Regions from separate parts of the Homo sapiens genome. Here region 1 is linked to region 2. Evidence: chromatin contacts called from ENCODE Hi-C data. All regions are on one chromosome and are shown on one strand. Each heading gives the region's core, a stretch centred on a gene start or an enhancer-like site at or near the end of the contact. The rest is flanking DNA. Distances are from core to core; before and after follow the strand shown.

Region 1 (2,793 bases), core at 195-2,694, 3.0 Mb after region 2:
TATTTCTCATTCTTATGACCAGTGTATGTTTTCAGGCACCTGCCTCTGCTATAATCCCATAGTTTAAGAGTGTTGTCCAAAGTTGCAGTGAGAATGTATTTACCATTTGGAGAAAATTTTACAAAAGAGACAGGAGGGTTATCGTCATCAACGAGCGTTTTTAAACACTGACCTGATGCAGCATCCCAGATTCTACAGAGGCCATCATAGCTACCTGACACTATCAAGGACCCACTACAATTAAAATGAACAGCAGAAACTGGGTCAGAATGAGCAGACAAAGTCTTGAGACACTTTCCTGTTTTCACCTCCCATATTTTTACAGTCTCATCAAAAGATCCCGAGATTATAAGGTTGGATGGCGGATTGAAGTTACAACAAAAGACATAATTACTGTGCCCCTTCAGTGTTTTCAAACATTTTCCAGATCTCACATCCCATAATTTTAGAGTTTTATCATCTGAGGCAGAAACAAGACGACTGGAATCTGATGACCAGGCAACATCCGATATTTCCAAATTATGACCATAGAGTGTTTTCTCATATTTTCCATCATATGCTCCCCAAATTATGATTAGCCTATCAGCAGAAGAACTTGCTAGCCATTCTCCATTAGGACTAAACTTAACTGATGACACTGCTTCCGTGTGTCCCACAAGAGTACATTTGAGAGCATAGTTTGGGTTTTCAGGCACTTCCTTGCTCTGATTGGCCGATGAGGAGAGGGCCAACTGTGCTTTGGCGTCTCTTGACTCCTTGGTTGCCATGGCTCTGAAGCTCCAAGTTAGCAGGTGTACTAGGCGTTCAGCCCTGAACCAGGCAGTCCAGTACTTTGGCTTTCTGCCCAGCAAAATGAAGATAAACGCACAGGATTTTAAAATGTACAGTTTTGAAAGCTTAAAGTTTCTGGACAGTCTTTAAACTGTGAGACGGAATCAGCAGCACGGCTTGGACTTCAAGTTTTCATCTTTTTGTTAAGTACTTGAGAAATACTGTTAGAAGGATCCTGTGCGCTGTCAGCAAGTAGGACACAAATGTTCGGCATTCCGTTAATACATAAAGCCTTCAAAGCAGGGGCGACGCGAGGGGCACTCTCTACAGAAAGTATTCTTTCACCGCCGCCCCCCTCCCCAGGTCGAAATGTTTCGGAATGCTGAGCAGCCCTACCAGTCAGGCTAGGTACTTGAAGATGAATGAACCGCCGCTTTTAGCGGATTTCAGAAGCTAAAAGCCTACGAAGCCACCGAAACTGGAAACTCTGGCCTGTCGGCTACTTTTGCTCGTACCAGCAGGTGTGCACTGCCGCGTCAATCTCCAACAAAGCCGGAAAAGCAGCCTGGCGCATGTGCAAAGGAAGTCCCTCCTACCACTACCGAGCCGAGATGACCAATGGGAGACGGCCATCTGCGCCTGCGCAAAAAAGTCGCCAATGTTCATTTCCGGTCTTTTTCGCCCCGCCCTTCAAATGCGAAAGCGACTGCCTTCTTGGGTGAGTGCATTAGCTGGGTAGGGTCTGTCCCGGACCTAACTGGATAGTGTGGGAAGCAGTGGATCGTTGTTTCAAAAACCATTTCTTTTTGGAAATTGTCACAGAGAAGGACTAGATTTGCGGATGCCTACCTTAGCTGCAGGCTTAGGCCCACACCTGACGCGTAAGCTGCCTAAACGGCAGCTAACGTAGATCCACCCAGACGCCGGAAACGGGGGAAGCTCCTGCTTTGCATGGGTTCCGCTCCCTCCTGTTTGTTGTGGTGTGGAGCCAGGTGGCATGTGTGGCGATGGAGTCACGGGGCGGGTGACAGAATTTATGCCAGATTGTAAAATTCCTGGTTTAAGTTTCCCCTGGAAAAGTTTCGTAAAGGTTAAGAAACGTGTCTGTTGAGGTCCTTTAAAAGCCGGTGCTCTGCTGGGAGTAACGAGCAAACGTTTGTTTTAGCATCTACGGCTTAAGCTTCCATAGAGAAGTCGGTATCTCAAAGTTGCTTGAAACAGAAAAGGACAAAGAGGTTGGTGGAATAGGGTAACGGATAAGGTTACTCTTAAGGAGGTTTTAGAGAGCTTTCCCCAGTTTTAGGAGATGATTAATGGTCATGAAAGTGTGTAAAATATACATGCTATTGAAGTTGCAACGAAAGACATAATTACTGTGCCCCTTTAGTGTTTTCAAACATTTTCCAGATCTCACATCCTATAATTTTAGAGTTTTATCATCTGAGGCAGAAACAAGACGACTGGAATCTGATGACCAGGCAGACTTTTAAACAATAGGTTTACCAAAAAACTGGAAGCCCTACTAGTTTCTCCAACCTGTTGTTGCTCAGTAAAGAGTGCCCGAGGCCGAGCACTCACGCCTGTAATCCCAGCACTTTGGGAGGCCCAGTCGGGCGGGACACTTTAGGTCGGGTGTCCGAGACCAGCCTGACCAACATGGCGCAACCAATACTGCTAAAAATACAAAAATTAGCTGCGCGTGATGGCGCACGCCTGTAGTCCCAGCTACTCAGGAGGCTGAGGTGGGAGAATGGCATGAACCAGGAGGTGGAGGGTGCAGTAAGCTGAGATTCCACCAGTGCACTCCAGCCTGGGCAACAGTGAGACTCCGTCTCAAAAAAAAAAAAAAAAAGAGTGCCCAAGAAAAGCAGAAAAAACGTGGCTTAAAAGATTTTACTGGTGGCTGGTCACGATGCAAATGTCTCATCAGCGTCAAGAATTTAAAAGCACTTGGAAACAATGGGTATCCTATTGTATACTTATTAGGGATAATTGAAAGTCTTGGCCTTTATAAGGCACAAC
Region 2 (2,700 bases), core at 94-2,593:
CTACTACTTACGTTATTCGAATTAAAGGACTACTCAGACTCTAATGGGTCAAAAGCCTAAGTTCTGATCTAAGCTCTGTTCAGCTTTAGGCAAGTGATGATTTGTGTCTTTTGTCAACTGATTTGTATCATCTGTAAGATATTATAATCAAATAGAAGTTTACAAGAAACATCACACCTTATACATTTCCAGCTCAATGTTTCACACTTAAACTACTTGAAATATAGAAGAATTGGCACTTTATAAAACATTAGGTTTTGTTATCAAGGGATATGGCTTGTGAGCTCAGATGGTCACATATTATCTGACCTTATCCGGATAAGTTAACTTCTGAGTGTGTTCTTCTGAGTGTGTTTCTTCAAGGGGGGGGGGCGGGGGGGGGGAGTGTCCCCTGTTCTGCAGAGGTTGTCAGGACTGAGGAAGTGGAATGAAAGGGTACCAGTAGTTCTTTTAACAGTTTAAAAGTAAAACTGTTCGAGTGGTATCTCTATATGTTAGGGTTAAAATATTGAAAGAAACTCTTCAAGGGGATGCCCGCTCCAGAAAAGCTGGTGTAAAATCATACAGAAATTACTGAAACTGCAAGATTAAGAAGCAAGTAAAAGATAAAGATCCTCACTGGAAAAAAAAAAAAAAGCTCTTTTCATCATTCTACGGCAAAAATCATGATTCTGTCAACATGGATACCAATGTTTCCTAAACAATACAACTAAAACCCAAGGATGACACTGGAAAAAACCCGTGTTTTCAAATGCTCCCTATTCCTAACAGCCTTCGGCTGTAAACTAACCCCAAGTCAAACAAAGCATTCAAACCGCTGGATGCAGGGGCTGCTGGTCCTTGCTCCATTAACAAGCAAAGGGAAAGAAAAGTGCAGGGAAAAAACTGGGACGGAAGAGGTGAGAGTATGCGGTGTGGTGGACTGCAGGAGACCACAAACTTCAACAGACTGGTCCCTAAGAGAAGTCGGCAGAAAGGTAGACAAAGCAGTCTCCGCCGCACACCCAAGAGGGCCGAGGCAGGTCCAGGACAGCCGGACCTTGGGGCAGCTCAGTAATACTCACGCATGGAAGAGTCCCAGCCGGTGGGGCGGGGTCCCTAGAAAGCGGCGACAACTTTACAGACTGGACCCCAGGTAAGGGAACTCCCTCCCAGCGTTGGAACGCTGCAAACCAGCTGCTTGGACGCAGGCAGCCCCCGCCTAGAGAATCAAGAAAAGGTGTCCAGGCTTCGGGCTGCCAGACTCAGACCCAGACTCCGACGCAGTTCCAGTGCCAGAGCTAAAGCTAGAGCCAGAGCCTGATACTTCAGCACCCATCCCTAGCCTCCATTACCGCGGAGCTGAGCAGACGTGGCAGCGCACGGCGATGACGTCAGCTACGCGACCGCGGTCTGCCCCAGCCGCGAGTGCGTCCCCGGAATCAGCCGGCACGACAACCCCTACCATTTGCACCTGCGCAGTGGGGCGCGCCTTCTCCTCTTAACTCGCGGTCCCGCCCCTTCCGGCCAGTGTTGGCCAAAGCATTTCCTCTTTCGGCCTCAGTCAGCTAGCGGCTGCTAGGTGCGGGCACCATGCTACTGATCCTTCTTGCTGTCTCTTGGACTCCATGTAGTAACCATGTACAAGTTATCACCGCCATTTTACAGATGAGTGTAGATTAGGAGGTGTCACCTAGGGTCACGTTACTGCTAAGTGAGGGAGCCCAAGTCATGAAGTCATGCGTCAGCATCCAACCCTGCGCTTATTGTTTGCTAAGAACTAGACAGATGCTGTGGTTACAAAGCGAATACCACAAAAGCTCAGAGTCTAGTGGAAGAGAGGCGACACTAAGAAAATACAGTAATTACCATTTGTTACAATATTAAAAGTGTGTCCAAGGTCCAGAGATAGCATGTAACACTAACGAATTCTGTGGGATGGTGGTGATGTCAATACCAAGAAAAGCTTTGCAGAGAGCTTGGGGTTTCAGCCAAGACTCCACAAAGGCATAGGGGCTTTGTGGGAGAATGGCAGTCCTCCTGGAGAAGTGGCAGATAAAAAGGTAAAGATCTGTGAGCAACGTCATCTTGAGTTCAGGAATTGACAATAGTTTGGTATTAGAAGAAGATAAGAGTGTCAAAAGGAGCATTTGTGTAATCTTTCACTCCAGAGATTTTAATCTCCTTAATAGAAAGTTGTTTGTATTGATTGAATGATTAACCTTTATTAAGAATTTTGTTGTGTCAGGCACTGGATTAGTAGCTTTACACATTTCATTTAAATCTCACATTTTGATAGCTTCTACTATGGTTATTATTTTACAGAAGAAACTGAAGTTAAGAGAAGTTAAGTAGCTTGTTGAAAATAGCCTGCCTGGCCAGGCAGGGTGGCTCATGACTGTAATTCCAACACTGGGAGGCCAAGGCAGGAGGATCACTTGAGCCCAAGAGTTTGAGACCACCCTGAGCAATATAGTGGAACCTTGTCTCTATGAAAAAAGTAAAAAAATAAATCGGGCATGGTGGCTCACACCTGTAGTCCCAGCTACTTGGGAGGCTGAGGTGGGAGGATCACTTGAGCCCTGGAGGTCAAGTTTGCAGTGAGCCGAGATTGTGCCACTGCACTCCAGCCTGGGCAACAGAGAGAGACCCTGTCTCAAAAATAATAATAATAATAATAGAAAAAAAAGAAAATAGCCTGGCTAATAAGAGCCAGAACCA

Evidence for each region. Hi-C counts contacts between places; a loop is a spot of excess contacts on that map. Pooled maps may share reads with other maps.
Region 1: a loop to region 2 is called in a pooled map, with 17 times the contacts of the local background. The contact joins the promoter of WDR5B-DT here to the promoter of TMEM39A in region 2. A Hi-C loop is called at or near these places in 8 of 50 pooled maps.

The regions. Positions count from the first base shown.
Region 1 is chr3:122,414,762-122,417,554 of GRCh38, forward strand. It overlaps WDR5B-DT (WDR5B divergent transcript), which reads left to right and starts at 1,445. Exons shown (of 3, transcript NR_125405.1): 1 at 1,445-1,489. It overlaps WDR5B (WD repeat domain 5B), which reads right to left and starts at 1,301. Exons shown (of 1, transcript NM_019069.4): 1 at 1-1,301. The coding sequence starts at 767. RefSeq lists enhancers at 846-1,045, 1,281-2,098, 1,316-1,555, 1,586-1,635, 1,796-1,995 and 1 more.
Region 2 is chr3:119,462,272-119,464,971 of GRCh38, forward strand. It overlaps TMEM39A (transmembrane protein 39A), which reads right to left and starts at 1,344. Exons shown (of 9, transcript NM_018266.3): 1 at 1,065-1,344. RefSeq lists enhancers at 1,015-1,504, 1,535-1,594.